Regions from separate parts of the Homo sapiens genome. Here region 1 is linked to region 2. Evidence: read pairs that join two places in POLR2A ChIA-PET (ENCODE). Cell type or tissue: GM12878. All regions are shown on one strand.

The links. ChIA-PET counts read pairs that join two places held together with the same protein. Peaks named below come from ENCODE experiments on the same cell type or tissue, not always from the same donor. Only the 100,000 strongest peaks of a DNase experiment are listed, where the experiment ranks them.
Region 1: POLR2A ChIA-PET joins it to region 2 with 5 read pairs; 4 of 35 experiments call an interaction of 5 or more read pairs at or near these places.

Annotation. Positions count from the first base shown.
Region 1 is chr3:47,098,615-47,103,614 of GRCh38, reverse strand. It overlaps SETD2 (SET domain containing 2, histone lysine methyltransferase), which reads left to right. Exons shown (of 21, transcript NM_014159.7): 7 at 192-269; 8 at 2,060-2,157. Among named protein-coding and RNA genes, the nearest start is that of SETD2, 63 kb to the left of the region's middle. In GM12878, no CTCF peak of the experiment used is centred here; a DNase peak (open chromatin) is centred at 2,034.
Region 2 is chr3:47,041,987-47,046,986 of GRCh38, reverse strand. It overlaps SETD2 (SET domain containing 2, histone lysine methyltransferase), which reads left to right. Exons shown (of 21, transcript NM_014159.7): 16 at 366-500; 17 at 4,287-4,426. Among named protein-coding and RNA genes, the nearest start is that of NBEAL2, 65 kb to the right of the region's middle. In GM12878, no CTCF peak of the experiment used is centred here; no DNase peak of the experiment used is centred here.

The DNA.
Region 1 (5,000 bases), 57 kb before region 2:
AGCCATTGTTTACAGTGGAAAAACTTTGAAGCTGGTAGTCAGGAGGCCTCACTGCCCTACCTTAACTGGTTAGGTTTCGCAGCACAATCTTTTTTTTAATTGATGCATAAGAGATGTATGTAGTTTTGCAGGTAATTGCATGAATATTTAAGGTATTATTTTTTAATTCTTAAATGATCCTCTTCTCCCAGATAATAGATGCCACTCAAAAAGGAAATTGCTCTCGTTTCATGAATCACAGCTGTGAACCAAATTGTGAAACCCAAAAAGTAAGTTGAGGTGGATTTAGAGTTTGAGGTATTTGTTCACGATTGCTGTTCTGACCATTAATTTTAGATCCCATATCTAAGGTACTCATGAATTTTTTAGTCCCTTTTTCCTATTCTACTTTATTATTTAAGATTTTATTTGGAAATAGGTTTAGATTTATAGGAATGTTAGAAAAATAGTATTGACTACACCCATATATCAGTCTTCACCTAGCTTTCCCCATGTTAACATCATATATAACCATAATAAAAGGATCAGATCCAGAGAATGCTATTAAGTAATATGAAGACCGTATTCCAATTTTGACAGCTGTTGTTTTTCTGGTCCAAGATCCAATCCAGGAACTCACATTGCATTTAGTTGTCACCTCTCCTTCCTTGCCCATAATTATTTTGTATATTATTTTAATGGTGCCAAAATACAAAACTAAATTTTAATTTTGAAAGTTCAGTGTGTATTTGGATTCTTTATTAGGTCTTATCTAGGTGCAACATTTGACTTTTAATAACACTGATGAGGGACTGAAGGACTAACATTGAGAGGGATTGTATCTTTTTTTTTTTTTTTTTTTTGCCCAGGCTGGAGCGCAGTGACATGATCTCGGCTCACTGCAACCTCCGCCTCCTGGATTCATGCGATTCTCCTGCCTCAGCCTCCCAAGTAGCTGGGATTACACGTGCGTGCCATCACGTCCAGCTAATTTTTTTAGTATTTTTAGTAGAGACGGGGTTTTGCCATGTTGGCCAGGCTGGTCTCGAACTCCTGGCCTCAAGCGATCCACCCCCGTCAGCCTCCCAAAGTGCTAAGATTATAGGCGTGAGCCTCCGCACCCAGCTGGGATTGTAACTTTTTAAGGTTAAAGCTATGAACCCGCTCTGCAAATGTATATCATTGATTTCCTCTCATGTTGAAATAGCACTTTTGAGTCTGGATATTTTTTGCCCTTTGAACTATACACTAATAGATTTTATGCATGGCTCTTCCAAGAGCCAAGTTGTATAACAAAAAGGAGAACCTACTGTGGAATCATTCAACCTAGGTTTTGGTTATAGTTCTGCCAGAGCTGGTGGCCACATGTCTAGCTGTGAGACTCTCACTGTACAGTGTCCCTTAATCTCTGCAAGTCCAGAGTTTTCATTAGTAACATGTGCAAATTGTCTGGATCAGAGCTCCTCAGTCCTTGACTTGCTTACATGTTTTGGAACTAAAAGATCTGCCTAACATGTATCTGCCCCCATTTTAATTCTTGAGTCTTATGCATCTGTTCTGATGTCCCTTTCACTATACTCAGCCAGATGACCACCACTTCATGGAATTAAACTTTTGGGATCAGTGTTTCCTAGTTTCTATATCTCATCTTATCTTACAACATGGTTACTTTTAACATATGTTAATATAGACTTGCCTTTGATACTCAGTGACACAAGCATCCTCTGTTTGCCAATTTTTAGTACAAGTGAATCTTTACTGTATGGAAATGTTAAGATAAATTAAAATAGCAGTTACTTTTTTTTCTTTTTTTTAGCAGTTACTTTTATTAGAGACGAATTAGAGATATATGCAATCTGGTAGTCCATTAAATGAGAGTTACACTTAAATATTTTAGTTCTTTTAAAGAAAAAAGTCTCCATGTGCTATTTGGGAAAACCTTCATTGCCTAAAGACCCACTTGCATAATTAAGGCAGATGATGATGATCTTTATATATGCGCACACACACACACACACACACACACACACACACACACTAATAAGTTACTAATTTCTTTTGTTTTCAAACATCATCTCAGTGGACTGTGAACGGACAACTGAGGGTTGGGTTTTTTACCACCAAACTGGTTCCTTCAGGCTCAGAGTTAACGTTTGACTATCAGTTCCAGAGATATGGGTAAGTATTGTTTCTACTAATTTTGCTGCTTCTGATGGGGAAATAGGCTGTTCAGATATAAGGATATAAAACTTTAATATAAATTACTTAAAAGTTATATTTACTCTTAACTCTTATCTATAAGATATTGTTTTGGTTTTGTGTGTTTTTCTACTGTATGACACTTCTGACCCTTAAGGGATGTTGTACAGGAACTGTATAATTTTCTCCTCAACTTCATATGGTCTACTTGTATAATTATATTTCTTATGTAATTCTGAAAAACTTTAGACATGCCAACTCTTTTTGTGTCTGAAGAGAATAGTACAGTATTATAAATTCCTCTGTATCCGTTATTCAGCATTAACAGTTAGCATAACTCATAACCAGTCTATTTCATCTGTACCATTTTGTACTCTTAAATATAATTGGTTACCTAGTTCTTTTTTTTTTTTTTTTTTTTTTTTTTGAGATGGACTCTTGCTCTGTCGCCCAGGCTAGAGTGCAGTGGCGTGATCTTGGCTCACTGCAAGCTCCGCCTCCCAGGTTCATGCCGTTCTCCTGCCTCAGCCTCCTGAGCAGCTGGTACTACAGGCGCCCGCCACCACGCCCAGCTAATTTTTTGTATTTTTAGTAGAGACAGGGTTTCACCGTGTTAGCCAGGATGGTCTTGATCTCCTGACCTTGTGATCCGCCCGCCTCTGCCTCCCAAAGTGCTGGGATTACAGGCTTGAGCCACTGCGCCCGGCCTGGTTACCTAGTTCTGTTTCCTAAAAACAGTAACCGATGCAATAGCAAAGACTGCCTAAGCAAAAAGTGTGAGAGTTCTTATTAACACTGAAGCATTAATAAAGATACTGAGGAGGTTTGAAGCACATTATGTAAAATCCCTGTGTTCTAATGACTACTTAAAAATAAAACTACAGGCTGGTTGCAGTGGGTCACGCCTGTAATCTCAGCATTTTGGGAGGCTGAGGCGGGCAGATCATGAGGTCAGGAGTTTGAGCCTGGCCAACATGGTGAAACCCCGTCCATACTAAAAATATAAAAATTAGCTGGGCGTGGTGGCGCACGCCTGTAATCCCAGCTACTCTGGAGGCTGAGGCAGGAGAATAGCTTGAACCTGGGAGGCGGAGGTTGCAGTGAGCTGAAATCGTGCTGTTGCACTCCAGCCTGGGTGACAGAGGGACTCCATCTAAAAAAAATAAAAAGCAAACGAACAAAAAACTACGCCTGGGAGGCTGGGTGCGGTGGCTCATGCCTGTAATCTCAGCACTTTGAGAGGCCAAGGTGGGCAGATCACGAGGTCAAGAGTTCGAGATCAGCCTGGTCACATGGTGAAACCCCGTCTCTACTAAGAATACAAAAAATAGCCAGGTGGGGTGGCACATGCCTGTAATCCTAGCTACTCCGGAGGCTGAGGCAGGAGAATCACTTGAGATCGTGCTACTGCACTCCAGCCTGGGCACAGAGAAAGACTCTGTCTCGAAAAAAACAAAACAAAAACAAAAAAGCAAAAAAAAAAAAAGGTATATTAGTCAACCAATTCATGACTTTGAAGACTAGTTTAAAAATAAAAAAGGAAAAAAATTAAGCATTTAAACATTTATTCTGCCTTTCTCAAGTGACTTCTGCTTTAGGTTAAACCAAATAGTTGATGAGAAGAAGTTTTTCTTTGTACAAGTCTTCCAGTTAATAAATGTAGTAGTAGGTGAGTGGTGCATGCTTATAGTCCCAGCTACTCAGGAGGGTGAGGTGGGAGGATCACTTGAGCCTAGGACATTGAGGCTGCAGGGAGGCATGACCTTGCTACTACAGTCCAGCCTGGGCCATAGCACAAGACCCTGTCTCAGAAAACAAAAAGATAAAACTAAATTAAGTAGTAAAAATATCACCATTTTGCAACACTTAGTAAGGTATGGGTCCTAAACAGTGGTCATTAGTGGCCGCTAATATCAGAAAAAGACAACTAATGTGTGCCTCATAATGAAAGAACACAACATTACCCGTGAAACAGTCTATCTTCTTTGGGTCTTTAGGACCAGTGACCTATGCAAGATACTTTCTGATTATTAAGAAACCAGTACAATTAAAATATTGGAAAATTTAAGTAAGATACAAAACCCTAAAAGTTTTTATTTTATTTTTTTCAGATTATACCTATATCAATTAGTAGCTTTTGGTGTTTATGCTAGAAAAGCACACAGCTGCAGAGTTTCCTGAATATTTTAATTCTTTTAATGCTACCATATGATGAGGTTTTAATTCCTGTACTCTGTTCAGTCTGGTGACAGTTACCAGACTTCTGGCAATGAAGGTCTTTTACATACTCCTTCACATTGTTTCATACATGCTTCATGTCTTAAACATAGTGAACTCTGAAACTGATGATCTGATTATAATCTAGGACAAATGCCAGATGGTTGTTTCCGATTCTGTCTGCTTCTCTTGTCAGATATTCAGGGCATGAATGCAGACCAGGTTCTGTGTCGGGCTCCATTTTTTTGCCTCTGTGCTTGTATTGTCCTCTCTGAGGGAAAGAAAAGTGGAAATCAAGTGCTGTTTGGGAATTCCTGCTCTACTTATTGAACAATTTATTTTTATCCCTCTAATTGCCACTATCATATCCTAAGTCCACCAGTTTACTATTAGAATACTCAATTATTATTATTATTATTTTTTTGAGACAGAGTCTTACTCTGTCACCCAGGCTGGAGTGCGGTGGTGCAATCTCGGCTCACTGCAACCTCTGCCTCCTGGATTCAAACAATTCTCATGCCTCAGCCTCTTGAGTAGCTGGGATTACAGGTGTGTGCCACCATGCCCAGCTAATTTTTGTATTTTTAATAGAAATGGGGTTTCAC
Region 2 (5,000 bases):
ATATCCCAGGAGCAGCACTTCATTGGTTTTTGCTTATAGAAACTGTCCACCTGTTTAATTTTCAATGTCATTCCAATGTCATTGAAAGCTAAACAGTTGGAGAATTTCTATGACCAAAAAAAAAAAAGCTTTTATTTTCTTATGATAAAGTAAAATCAAAGTAAGTAAATGAATAGGGAATTAGTAAAAAAAGAAACTTTGGGGTTTGAAACAAAAAATTGTTTTGCACATTTATGTCCAAATATATAAACAAAAAATTTTAAAATGTTATGGGTATATCTTTAAGATTGTGCCAACTTGGAAGTCAGTCTGTTTATTAAAGTGACAAAAGCTTAAATTATTGATTTCTTCATTTTATCTTTTAGAGTTATGCCCAGCCAAGTCTTCAGTATATCCAGGGGCAACAGATTTTCACAGCTCATCCACAAGGAGTGGTGGTACAGCCAGCCGCAGCAGTGACTACAATAGTTGCACCAGGGCAGCCTCAGCCCTTGCAGCCAGTAAGAAATGTTTCAGTTGTTAAAACTCATTGGCTGTCTACTTTGTCTTTGGAAGGTTTTCTTTTTGGTTTGGATTTGTTTTGGGTTTTATTTTTGGGTTTTTTTTTCACGTGTTCTTTGTTTTATTTTATTTTATTTTATTTTTTTTTTGAGACAGAGTCTCGCTCTGTCACCCAGGCTGGAGTGCAGCGGCACAATCTTGGCTCACTGCAACCTCCACCTCCTGGTTTAAAGCGATTCTCCTGCCTCAGCCACCTGAGTAGCTGGGATTACAGGTGTGTGCCACCACGCCTGGCTAATTTTGTATTTTTAGTAGAGACGGAGTTTCCCCATGTTGACCAGGCTCGTCTTGACCTCATGACCTCAGGTGATCCACCCGCCTCAGCCTCCCAAAGTGCTGGGATTATTTATAGGCATGAGCCACCACGCCCGGCCCGTTTTTAAATTTGTGTAGCCACCAAATTCACCTGAGCCACCCTGAGGGCGTGAACTCAACCATTTTGTAAAAAAAAAATTTTTTTAATTCTGTGGAATTTATAGTTCCGTTAATACATATTTTGCTCCGCACCTGTAGTCCCAGCTACTCAGGAGGCTGAGACAGGAGAATGGCGTGAACCTGGGAGGCGGAGCTTGCAGTGAGCTAAGATCGCGCCACTGCACTCCAGCCCAGGTGACAGAGCAAGACTCCATCTCAAAAAAAAAAAAAATGCTCCTAGGATCCTTTTTATTTGTTGTTTACCCTGACCTTGTATTTTTATATTTTACTATGAATTTTTGAAGTAATAATTTTTTTTTTTTTTTAACTCTGTCACCTAGGCTGGAGTGCAGTGACACGATCTTGGCTCACTGCAACCTCCACTTCCTGGGTTCGAGTGATTCTCCTGTCTCAGCCTCCTGAGTAGCTGGGACTACAGGTGTGCATCACTGCACCCAGCTAATTTTTGTATTTTTTTTTTTTTTTTTTTTTAAGAGATGGAGTCTTGCTCTGTCGCCCAGGCTGGAGTGCAGTGGCATGATCTCGGCTCACTGCAAGCTCCGCCTCCTGGGTTCTCACCATTCTCCGGCCTCAGCCTCCTGAGTAGCTGGGACTACAGGCGCCCGCCACCACGCCTGGCTAATTTTTGTATTTTTAGTAGAGACGGGGTTTCGCTGTGTTAGCCACGATGGTCTCAATCTCCTGACCTCGTGATCTACCCGCCTTGGCCTCCCAAAGTTCTGGGATTACAGGGATGAGCCACTGTGCCCAACCTTAATTTTTGTATTTTTAGATACGGGGTTTCACCATGTTGGCCAGGCTGGTCTTGAACTCCTGACCTCATGATCCGCCCGCTTCAGCCTCCCAAAGTGTTGGGATTACAGGCGTGAGCCACCACACCTGGCCGAAGTAACAATTTCCTAGACCAGCTATCTATCAGTATTTACCGCGTACAGGTTGAGTATCCCTTATCTGAGCTTCACGGGACCAGAAGTATTTCACATTTCAGAATTTTATGGATTCTGGAATATCTGCACTATAATTACCACTTGAGCATCTCTAATTTGAAAATGTATAGCTTGAAATATTCCAATAAGCATTTCCTTTGAACATGGCCTTTGAGTGTCATGTCAGCACTCAAAATGTTTTGTATTTTTGTATTAGGGCTGCTTAACCTGTACTAGAATATGATACTGTACTAGTCACCATGGACTAGGCATGTAGAATTGTGTGATATACTTCACTATACATGTTGTACAATGTTTAAAAAAAGTTTTTTATATGATGTTTAATATTAAGATAAGCTTTTGGTATTCTGCAACATATGTAGGAGGATATGGTGAAATCTCAAAGTGTTGTTGTTTTTGGATAAAGTGGAAAATAAGAGGTTGGCATGGGAAACAACTGAAAAAACTAAACAGAATAGCATGGTCAAATCAGCACTTTAGAACACCTACAGTTCTGGAGAAAGCTCTTGCAGCAATCCAGCAATTGATGATGACTTTAGACAGGACAGTTAGTGAAGATGGACTAAAAATACTATATGTGAAATAACAGGATAATAAGATAATGTGTACTTAGAGCAGATGTTTGAGTGCTTGTTACGAGTTGAGCCCTTCTAGGCCTTTTTTTTTTTTTTTTTTTTTTTTTTTTTTTTTTTTTTTTTTGAGATGAAGTCTTGCTTTGTTGCCCAGCCTGGAGTACAGTGGTTTGATCTCGCGGCTCACTGCAACCTCCGCCTCCCAGGTTCAAGCAGTTCTCCTGCCTCAGCCTCCTGAGTAGCTGGGATTACAAGTGCACACCACCACACCTGGCTAATACTTTTGTATTTTTAGTAGAGACAGGGTTTCACTATGTTGGCCAGGCTGGTCTCAAACTCCTGACCTCGTGATCCACCTGCCTCGGCCTTCCAAAGTGCTGGGATTACAGGCATGAGCCACTGTGCTTGGCCGACTAGGCATTTTTAATACAAACATAAATAAGTTTCCATTTGTATTCTTAAAAGCTGATCTTTCAAATAAGAGAGATGATGATCACAAGAGAAAGATGGTGACTACACTAAAAATAAAGTTTTGTGTTGGGAATAAGTACTGAATGGTTTGGAATATATATTTTTTCTTTTTTGCCTTAAACTATTAAGAGATAAATGGTTTGGAATATTAAGGGACACAGAAGCTTGGGGAAAAGAGGTCACTTTATAAGCTAAAGGATAGGGTAATGGAGGAATTGAAACTTAAGCTGGGCCAGAAAACCCCAGCTGGGTGAAATAAGAGATAAAAAAGAGTATACACAAAGCAAGAATGCTCAAAGACCCGTGTTTGCTTAAAAGTGAACACATTTTATCTGAGCCTGGGGTCTTCAGGTTCCTCTTTAACTGTGCAAGCAAAGGTAAAGGTAAAAAATGTATTCTTCATTAATAGGCTTGAAAGAAGGAACAAGTATATATCCTTGTGGTGATTACTAGTCTGCTAGGGCTGCGGTAACAAAATACCACAGACTGAGTGGATTAAATAACAGAAATTTTCTCACAGTTCTTGAGGCTGGAAGTCCAAGATCAAGGTGTCAGCAGTGTTGGTTTCTCCTGAGGCCTCTCTCCTTGGCTTGCAAATGGCTGCCTTCTTGCTGTATATACCTTTTCTCTGTGAGTGTCCTCTGGTGTCAGTTCTCTTTTAATAAGGACACCATCCTATTAGATAAAAAGTCCTCACTCTTTTGACTTCATTAATCTTAATTAGCTCTTTACAGGCCCTGTGTCCCAGTAACAGTCACAGCAGGATTAGAGCTTCAACATACATGTTTTGGGGAAACAAAAATCAGTCCATAAGTGATTATGAGGTTTTTATGTTTTTCAGAATGTGGCACTAATATTTTATAGTTTTGAGGTTTCAAGTACGGAAAAAATATAATGGATAATGTTAACATTCTGTCATATTTGCTTCTCAGGGGGTTTTTTGGTTTTTCTTTTTTTTTTTTTTTAAAGATAAAGATATTTCTGTATCCCATTTAGTTAATTGGTATCCTGCAGTTGATATGCCTTAGAATTGGTGTTTTAAAGTTGAAAAATGCTGCTCTATATGATAAACTATATGGTATCTTGGATGGTAAACTTAGAGCCAACTGTCAATTTTCTGATAGCTCTGTAAACCTCTTTATATATACTGTCCCTTATTTCCCAGACTGTACCTTTCCTTTATCCTTTTTTTAAGAGGAGGTAGATGTACATTTTTACATATTTAAGTGGGCTATTTTGTCCTATTCAGCCAGATTAAGAGAGAGATCACTGATCAAAAATGTGTGTGTTTTCTTTGTAGTCTGAAATGGTTGTGACAAATAATCTCTTGGATCTGCCGCCCCCCTCTCCTCCCAAACCAAAAACCATTGTCTTACCTCCCAACTGGAAGACAGCTCGAGATCCAGAAGGGAAGATTTATTACTACCATGTGATCACAAGGTAAGAGGAGCTGTATGGGCGTTCCCATGTCTGCTTTTACTTAATCAAAGAAGTTGCCACTATAAGGGGAGTTTTACAGTTGTAAACTTCTTGTCATTAGCTTTTCACTGTGCTTGAAGGCTGCTGGATTTCCAGAATCACATCTTAAGTGTATTTTAGACGTTAGACTTTGGTTCTTTTTGTATTTGTTTTGGTGTATTTTTATTTTATTTATTTTGTCACCCAGGCTGGAGTACAGTGGTGTGATCTCAACTCACTGCAACCTTCTGCTCCCATGTTCAAGTGATTCTCGTGCCTCAGCCTCCCCAGTAGCTGGGATTACAGGCATGTACCACAATGCCTGGCTAATTTTTGTGTTTTTAGTGGAGACGGGGTTTCACCATGTATGTTGGTCAGGCTGGTCTCGAACTCCTGACCTCAGGTGATCTGCCCTGCCCGCCTTGGCCTCCCAAAGTGCTGGGATTGAGCCCCTGCACCTGGCAGTTTTGGTGTATTTCTAATCTGCAAGACTCTTGGAGAAAGCTGAGGAGATTTTTTAAATGCTCCTTCATCTAATATTGTATAAGTATCAGGG